Linked DNA regions of Homo sapiens: region 1 is linked to region 2. Evidence: chromatin contacts called from ENCODE Hi-C or POLR2A ChIA-PET data. All regions are on one chromosome and are shown on one strand. Each heading gives the region's core, a stretch centred on a gene start or an enhancer-like site at or near the end of the contact. The rest is flanking DNA. Distances are from core to core; before and after follow the strand shown.

Evidence for each region. A loop is a pair of places that touch in the nucleus more often than their neighbours do. ChIA-PET counts read pairs that join two places held with the same protein, here RNA polymerase II (POLR2A). Pooled maps may share reads with other maps.
Region 1: a map of heart left ventricle shows a loop between it and region 2 (5-fold over the local background). The contact joins two enhancer-like sites. A Hi-C loop is called at or near these places in 8 of 168 maps with a recorded cell type or tissue (A673, aorta, body of pancreas and 4 more) and 1 of 50 pooled maps. POLR2A ChIA-PET finds 5 or more read pairs at or near these places in 3 of 52 experiments (BJ, Panc1 and WTC11).

The regions. Positions count from the first base shown.
Region 1 is chr17:27,965,754-27,970,558 of GRCh38, reverse strand. All of the region lies in intron 2 of LINC01992 (long intergenic non-protein coding RNA 1992), which reads left to right. Among named protein-coding and RNA genes, the nearest start is that of LINC01992, 24 kb to the left of the region's middle. Within about 2 kb of position 1,883, at least 3 of the 41 ENCODE cell types and tissues checked have a DNase peak (open chromatin) inside an H3K27ac peak, as active enhancers do.
Region 2 is chr17:27,919,168-27,923,652 of GRCh38, reverse strand. No RefSeq gene overlaps it. Among named protein-coding and RNA genes, the nearest start is that of LYRM9, 28 kb to the right of the region's middle. Within about 2 kb of position 2,909, at least 2 of the 41 ENCODE cell types and tissues checked have a DNase peak (open chromatin) inside an H3K27ac peak, as active enhancers do.

The DNA of each region.
Region 1 (4,805 bases), core at 634-3,133, 48 kb before region 2:
AATAAGACAGAAGGAACAGCATGTTTTTATGCAAGAGCTTGGGGACAGTAAGGAGGCAGGAGGGGCTTTTTGCCTCTTCAGAAAGTTTTCTAGAGGAAGATATGCATTAGCTGATTCTTGGAGAATGCGTAGGACTTAGCCAGGAGAAAGAAGATGAAAAATTGTTCCAGAATGTGGAAATAGTATGTGCAAGGACTAGAGGCATGAAAGAGCATGGCGTGTCCTGAGAACTAGTAGTAGTTTAGTATTTGGTAAGAGAAGGGGAGAGTGGTGAGAAAAGAGGCTGGGGGAGGTGGCCTGGGAGCCAACATGAAAGACCTTGGGTACCAAGGTTGGGGTTAGAATTTTATCCTGGTGAACACAAGTGGTTTCTGAGGGGTTTTAAGTACAGCAGTGACATGATTCTATTTGTTTTTCAGAAAGGTCATTGTGGCACCGTAGTGTGGAGAATAGACAGAGGGGAGCAAGACTAAAAGCAAGGGAGACACTTAGGCTCTTGTTCAACCAGGGGAAAGAAGACGGTGGTCTGAACAAAAGTGATGGCAGTGAAGCTGGAGAAAAGAGGGTGACAGAGCTTAAGAGACTGATTGAATACGGCATGGGGGTGGTGATGAGGGAAATGGGTAAGTCCCAGATAACCCCCATATTTGTGACTTGAGCCAGTGGCAGATGGTGGAACCATTCACTGAATAGGAGACAGGAGGAGATGCAGTTGGGGGCGAGGAGAGGTCAGAGCAGATGATAAGATCATAGGTTCAGAATTGGACAGATTGTGATATAATTTTGGCTGCCTTTTGTCTTGGTGTTCCCATTTCTTGTATTTCCCCTGAAAGTTCAGAATGGCCACAACTTTTCCATGAGAACCCTGAGGCTGGGGGCCTGAGAGCCCCAAGATCTCTGTGGAAATAGGAAGATGTGGTGGCGAAGGAATGGCACACAGTGATGTAATTTTTGGTCCGCTCCCCCAAAGGCTTCCATGAAAACAGTAAAACTGCTCATGCTGTCTCCTAGCATCCCAGCAAATGGAAGCTTTGGAGGAAAACTAAGTTGTGTTATAATTATAATACAACTTAGTATTATAATATAATTATAATAAGGTGTCAAAGACCTTATTGTTTTTGGTCCTGTTCATACAGTGAAACCAAACTCAGCAGAATTCAGGGACTTTTGAATAGATTTGGAGAGTGACTCTGAGCCAGGTGCCTGCCACTTTGCAGAGTAAATTATCAAGGCAGTAAGAGGATGAAACTTCAGCCTGGGGAAATGGTTAATTGCTTTGCCCTCTAGTTATTATTTTGGTCCTAGCTTACTGTAGAGTATAGCATTTCAAGCAAAGGGCTATAAATTTCATGGTAAGGGGCATCTATTCAGGGGTGCAGTGGAGATGGGAAACGCAAGCAGTCATTGATACCAACCTTGATCATCAATCATGGAAAATGAGTGTCTTTTTCAGGCAATGCTGTCTAATACCCCTTGCATTTTGGTTTTTCCTGTGTTTTCGACTCCCCCCATTCACATAAACCTATATGTACCCAACAATAAAATATACACACATGTGGACTCAATCAGCAATGCCTTAGGCTGGCCGTGGTTTTAGATACCTTTGTGCATACAGGATCCTTAGTCAAGGACAATACCAGGTCCTTTAAAAAGAGGCTCGAGAAAGCAAATTTCAAGAGGAAGTAGAAGGCTGTATTGATTTCACAGGCACTTCCACATCCACCTCACCCTGTCCTAGGCCCCTTGCATCCATAACTATTTCTTGATCTCTTGTCCTGGGCTTTGTGCTAGGCCAAATGTCCTTAGGAGCTGACAAGCAAAGGCTCTTGGCATTCACATGACTTTGGCTGTTGCGGGTGGAGGCGGCCGCAGTTGCTGCTGCTGCTTTGGGTGTTACCTGGGTGGGTGGGGTGGCAGAGAGACAGGTGGGTTCTTTCACACGCCGTACATTTGTGAAGGCGTTTTGTGCTTGGGAGCTGTTTGTTTCTTTGCCTTGCAAGCTGTTGGATGCCTCTGCTCAAGCAAAGGCTGATTCCCCAGCACATGGCCCTGCTAAGTGCTGCTTTGGGAAGTACTTTGCTTTCCAGCTGGGCTTGTCACCCCAGCTCTCTCTATCTAGCATGTCCTCTCTGGCAGGAAGCAGGCGTGCAGCTTTCTGGGCTGTTCTGATGGGAGCCCAGGGAGGCAGAGAGTGCCTGAAGATAAGGAATCAAGTCAAGCGAGGTCAGCTTTGGGCTGGGTTGGCAGTTGGCTGCAGGCTCCAGGGGTTAGATGGGCCCCTGCCAGTAATAGGAGTGTAATCTCTGATCCATGGGCCCAAGCTGCATGCTGCTGACCTTGTTGGTACCACCTATGGAGTGGGTGGTTATAGCTGGCAGGCTGGTGATCTGCAGACACACCTGGCCCAATTCAGGCAAGGGTAGAGATACCAAAACAGTGTTTCCCAAACTCTATTCCACAGAACATTGACTCCACGGAAACTAAAAAGGATAAAAGGGTTCAGGGATTATATAAACTGGAGAAACATTGATATAGATAAAGGCAAACAGATCTCTTTACTGAAAGATACTTAAAATCCTCATACTAAAAATGTGCTAACCACACTTTGGGAGGCCGAGACAGGCAGATCACGAGGTCAGGAGATCAAGACCATCCTGGCTAACACGGTGAAATCCCGTCTCTACTAAAAATACAAAAAAATTAGCCGGGTGTGGTTGTGGGTGCCTGTAGTCCCAGCTACACGGGAGGCTGAGGCAGGAGAATGGTGTGAACCCGGGAAGCGGAGCTTGCGGTGAGCCGAGATCACGCCACTGCATTCCAGCCTGGGCGACAGTGAGACTCCATCTCAAAAAAAAAAAAAAAAATTGCTAACGAGTGTTATAAATCTTTAGATAGGAATCAGAATATATAATGTTTCCCAAACCTGTTGGACTGTGGAACCCTTCTTTTGGTGTAACAAAAGAAGGTTGGGGGGAGGGTTCCATAGAACACACTTTGGGAAACACTGTCTGATTCTCTCTTGCATGCCGAGTTTATGTGACCAGGTTGAGTGCTCAGATCCTGGTACCAGGATGTTGGAGTTTGAATCTGGCTATTCATGGGGCTACTCTAAGCCTTTACCTTTGGTGTTTCTTGCAACACCAATCACTGCATATGTCACAGAGAGTCCTTTAGGGACCCAGACCTGCTGTTATTAAAATAAGACCTCACCGAGGCAGGAGGATTGCTTGAGTCCAGGAATTCAGTACTAGCTTCAGCAACATAGGGAGATCTTGCCTCTACAAAACCCAAATCAAATCAAATCAAATCAAAACACACAAAAAACAAGACTTAGTTCTTAGTAATCCCCGCACTTTGGGAGGCTGAGGCAGGTGGATCACCTGAGGTCAGGAGTTCGAGACCAGCCTAACCAACATGGAGAAACCCCATCTCTACTAAAAATACAAAATTAGCCAGGTGTGGTGGCGCATACCTGTAATCCCAGCTACTCAGGAGGCTGAGGCAGGAGAATCACTTAAACCTGGGAGGCGGAGGTTGCGGTGAGCCGAGGTTGCGCCATTGCACTCCAGCCTGGGCACAAGAACGAAACTCCGTCTCAAAAAAAAAACAAAACAAAACTGGGTTCTAAAGTTCGCTAGACCTCATCTAAATCCCAGTGTGGCTGTTCATTGGATGTGGAATCCAGGTAAGTTTCATAACCATTCTGAGGCTCAGTTTCTGGGTCTATAAAATGGGGTTAATAATAGTATTCCAGCCTGGGCAACATAGGGAGAACCCATCTCTGCACAAAAAAAAAAAAAAAAAAAAAGTAACCAGGCATGGTAGTGCACACCTGTAGTCTCAGCTACTCAGGAGGCTGAGGCAGGAGGATCTCTTGAGCTGGGGAGGTGGAGGCTGCAGTGAGCTGTGTTAGTGCCAATACACTTCAGCCTGGGTAACAGAGCAAGACCCTATGTTAAAATATATACGTGGCAGGGCACAGTGATTCATGTTTGTAATTCAGTACTTTGGGAGGCTGAGGTGGGTGGATCACAAGGTCAGGAGTTTAAGACCAGCCTGTTCAACGTGGCGAAACCCCGTCTCTACTAAAAATACAAACATTAGCCAGGCATGGTGGTGGGTGCCTGTGGTCCCAGCTACTCAGGAGGCTGAGGCAGGAGAATGGCTTGAACCCAGGAGGTGGAGGTTGCAGTGAGCCGAGATCACACCACTGCACTCCAGCCTGGGCGACAGAGCGAGACTCAGTCTCAAATAAATAAATGAATGAATAAATAAAATTTTTAAAACATAAAATATATATATATAAAATACCTACCTCCCAAGGTATTTGTGAGGAGTAATTGAGACAATACATACCAAACAGCACATGGCCTGCTTCAAATCAGAAGCTTACTGAATGTCTTTTTAAAAAATTCTGATATAGAAACAAAGATATGTCAGTGGAGAGGAGGGGCCAGGAAATGCTGTGCACAGTGAACATGGACAAGTGGACAGGTGGATAAATGGAGTGCTATTGTCTCAATGTTTGTGTTCCTCTAAAATTTCTATTTTGATATCCTGGCCCCCAAGGTGATGTTATTAGGAGGTGGGACTTTTGAGGAGTGATAAGGTCACTGGGGTGGAGCCCTTATGAATGGGATTTGTGCCCTTATAAAAGAGGCCTGAGAGAGAACCCCTGCCCCTTCCACCATGTGAGGACACAGTGAGAAGCTGCCATCTGTGAACCAGGAAGCAGGCCCTTACCAGAGACTGAATCTGCTGGCACCTTGATCTCATACTTCCCAGATTCCAAAACTGTGGGAAAG
Region 2 (4,485 bases), core at 1,660-4,159:
TGGGTGACAGAGCAAGACTCTGTCTCAATAAATAAATAAATAAATAAATAAATAAATAAATAAATAAATAAAGCTACTATCAACATTTTTTCTACATTTTTTTGCACACAAGTACTCATTTCTGTTGCATATCCAGGATGAAATTACTGGGTCCCCGTCCTCTCCTTCACTGACGAACTTCTTGAAAGAATGGCCTATCCTCTTACTGTTGCCACATCCTCATTTTCCATGGATTTCTCATCAAATTGTGCCTGGCTTCTGTCTTCCACTCCCTTCCTGTTGACATTGCTCCTGCTCTTGCCATTAATGAACTCCCTCTGGCTAAATCCAGGGATCCTTTTGGATTCCACTCCATTGGACCCATCGGCAGCATTTGATAATGCTGACTTCTTTGACTTCTGCACCATGACTCTTGTTGGGTTTACCCCACCTCTCTTCTTGCTCCTCATCAGTCTCATTTGGAAACTCTTTATTCTATGCCTGCCTATTAAATGTTGGTGTTCTCAGGGTCTAGTAGCACAGGGAAACTTCTCATTCTACATTAAAGGCCTCACATTAGTGGCCTACACCAGACCTGTTTTGCTTGGCCCCCATAGTGTTTAAATAACGTTTACTATGAAAGTCTTTCAAGAAGGCAGATATTATTTTGAATTCTCACTGCACTAACCACCACTCTTTATAGTTCTGATTTGAGCTACTTCACTCATCTGAATTATTTTCTTGGTCCCTGAAAGCAACTTAGTTTGCAAACTTTTCTCTAATGTTTTCCTCCAGTGATGTCATTCTATTCCACAGGCTCAATTGCACATTGCTGACCCCTTCCAGATTCAAATCTTTAGTTTCCTCCTTTCTCTGATGCTCCAGACCTATATTTTTAACCCTTTGCTGGACATCTCCATTTGGACATTTCATGGACTTCTCACATGCATCATGTCCACATGAACTCACCATCTTTCCCTCCAGGCCTGGCCCTTTCCTGCACTCACTGTTGTGGTGAATGGCATCCCTATCCCTGCAGGCTCTCAAGCTTGGTGTCAGCCTCCATTCCCTTACCTTCTATATCTAATAGGTCATCTGATATCACTGCTTCCCTCCCCTATATATTTTCCCAATTGATCTCTTCTTCTCCATTGCTATTGCCATTGTCTTAATTTCTCTTCTTCTCTTGCTTGGATCATTCTTCATTCCACAAATATTTATCAAGTGCCTACTATGTGTTGGGCAATGTTCTAGGCACCAGGGTGAGAACAAGAGGCATAAAATTAACACGTCAACAAATACATACCCAAGAGAGCTTTAGGTAGTCATCAGTGTTGAAGACTAACTGGGCAGGGGGTTGAGAACAGGGCTATCTGAGATTGGGTAGTCAGAAAAGGCTTCTTGGAGGAGGTGATTTTTGAGCTGACACTTGAATAACATTGACAAGGAGTGAGCCCCTCAGAGGTCTAAGTGCAGAGTTCTCCAGGAAGGGGAAAAGCAGGCACACGAGACTGAAGGCAGGAGAGAACTCAGAGCGTTTGAAGGACAGCGAGATGGCCGTTGTGGCTGGAGCAGAGGGAGTGAAGGGAGAGGTAGAGCAGGGGCCAGATCACAGAGGTTGCACAGAACCTCACAGTCCATAGGAAGTGTTTTGCATTTTTATTCTTGGAAAGTTTTGAGCAAGGACGTGATCTGCCCTGATTGATATTATCAAAGGACACTCAGGGCCGGGCATGGAGACTCATGCCTGTAATTCCAGCACTTTGGGAGGCCAAGGCAGGAAGATTGCTTGAGCTCAGGAGTTCAAGACCAGCCTGGGCAATATAGTGAGAGCCTGTCTCTACTCTATTTTCATATAAATAAATAAATAAATAAATAAATAAATAAATAATTTACAAAGACCACTCAGGCTGCCGTGTGAAGAATCAACAGTAGGAGGTCAGAGAGATAGGCTGGAAATGTTTTAGACTGTCACAGCCAAAGTCAAACATTCAAGTGCAAGTAATTTATTGGGAAACACCAGTAAAGACATAGGAAAGTGGGACAGGGAAGGAAAAGCAGCCATTAAGACATGCATTATCAAGCAAGTTACCACTGTGGTCAACTGTAGCTTAGTTTTCCTGGGGAACCTTGAAGGCCCATGTAGAAATGTTCCTTCAATTGACCTTGTCCTAGGGATGAGGAAGGTGGGGTATTTACAGCAACTCCTTCAGTCATTGGCTGGGGGCTGCTGCTGGGGCAGCTAGAGGGGCTGTGAATTCTCCTGCATCCTGCTGTGTGAAGAGGGGGTGGGGTCCCGTCACCACAGAAAGCCCACAGGCAGAGAGATATAGACATGGCCTGCAGTGGGAAGGCCTGGGAGAGGTGGTGAGCATGGCAGAGGGTACTGCAGCCATCTGGGCACACGGCACCTTGCCTGGGTGCATGGGAGGCAGGTGGTGCATGGAGAGGCAATCAGTGCCGAAGCATGTGTTCGTCGGGGCCACAGCAGCCATTTGTGAGGCCATCCCTTTAGAATCCCTCTGGATGCCTGGAAGTGACTGGAAGGTGGGGCAGGAGTATCTGCAGGGGCCTTGTGGCTCTGAAGGAGTTGACAGGGATAAGAACCAATGAATGAAATGTGTGTGACGATTATTCATACGCTGCATTTTTTTTCCCATCTTCAGGCCTGGGAGTTGCATTTTGATTCTGTTCCTCTCTGTGACTGGCCTGTCTGTCATGCTCAGACCACACCATCATACCCAGTATGGATTTCTGAACACAGACTCCAATTCACCTCCCCAACTTCTGACCTTAGCTCAGTCCTCTGAACCCAAAGTCCCATGTGTGTCCCTGCAGACACCCCATTTCTCTATCATCTGACCCAGTCGTGACCTGCTAGCACATTGCCCTGTCTGCCTCATCTTGCCAGCCTGGCATAACTCCCAGAAAGGCTGCCCTTGGCTTGTCCTATTTTCTTTCTCTCCCTAATTTGACACTGACATTGACAGATAAAGACAAGGGAGACAGCCAAACCCCAGGGCGTAACCGGTAGATATCACTCAAACACTACCAAATTAATCCTCAGGATCTGGGATCATGCCTGTCTGAAATGTTAATCTCCACCACTTGGTACAGAATAGAGAATGACTTTTGAAATTGCCTTGTAGAGGAGCCATTGCCCAACCAGAAGATCCCAATCTCTAGACCCGGGGGCCCCGTTTCTGGGGAGGATAGAAAAAATTTGATATCAAGAAGGAGCAAGGAAAGATGGAAGGAAAACATCAAGCTCTAGCAAGTTTAGATTTGTGTACATCACAGTTTTACCCTAGCATGCATGGCCCATGGCCTGTTTGAGATGTTCCTTATTACAAGAGGAAGTCACACCTGGGGGTGTCTTCCTATATGTTTATGATCCCATACCTGTTACATTGGAATTATTTTCCACCCAAATAAAAGCAGTCACAGTTAGAAATTCCTTGACTCTTAATTTTATTTTATTAATTTTTTATTTTTTAATTTTTTTTTCACTTTTCAAGACGGGGTCTCACTCTGTTGTTGCCCAGGCTGGAGTACAGTGGTGCAATCATGGCTCACTACAGCCTCGACCTCCTGAGCTCAAGCAATCCTCCCACCTCAGCCTTCCCAGTAGCTGGGACTACAGGCAAGTGCCACCATGCCCGGCTAATTTTTGTATTCTTTTTATTTTATTTTTTTTGAGACAGAGTTTTGCTGTTGTACAGGATGGAGTGCAGTGGCGTGATCTTGGGTCACTGCAACCTCCACCTCCCAGGTTCAAGCGATTCTCCTGCCTCAGCCTCCTGAGTAGCTGGGATTAGCCAGGCGCCCGCCACTGTGCCTGGCTAATTTTTGTATTTTTAGTAGAGACAGGGTTTCATTATGTTGGCCAAGCTGGTCTCAACTCCTGAGCTCAGGTGATCCACCTGCCTCAGCCTCCCAAAGTGCTGGGATTACAGGCGTGAGCCACCGTGCCCTGCCTAATTTTTGCATTTTTTGTAGAGATGAGGTTTTGCCATGTTGTCCAGGCTGGTCTCAAACTCCTGGACTCAAGTGATCAGCCTGCCTTGGCCTCCCAAAGTGCTAGGATTATAGGCATGAGCCACTGCACCTGGCCGGATTTTAAACATTATCATGGCACTCTATTTTACTGAATATTAAATTTCCAGCATGGTTTTGAAAAGGAAAAAAGAACACCTGCTGTGGGAGAGGATTCCCGCTAACTGCAAACTGATATGGGAGCTGCCTGAATGCTGTTAGGTGGCCGTAGTGTAAGTAGGATTTGGGGGCCCCTAAGAGAGCTAGTGGACACAAGGGGGCATCCCTGGAGTTCTGGACTTGACCAAAATTGGGCAACTTCCCACTTGCTGGCTGCCTGCCCTGAGCAGTAATGACTGGCCTTGGGAGAAGCACCCGTGGTCTTACGGCCTCCTTTTATTCTCATGTATTTTTCTAACAAGCCTTGTCTAAACGCAAATGTGATTCCAGCTTTTTGATTAGAATATTATA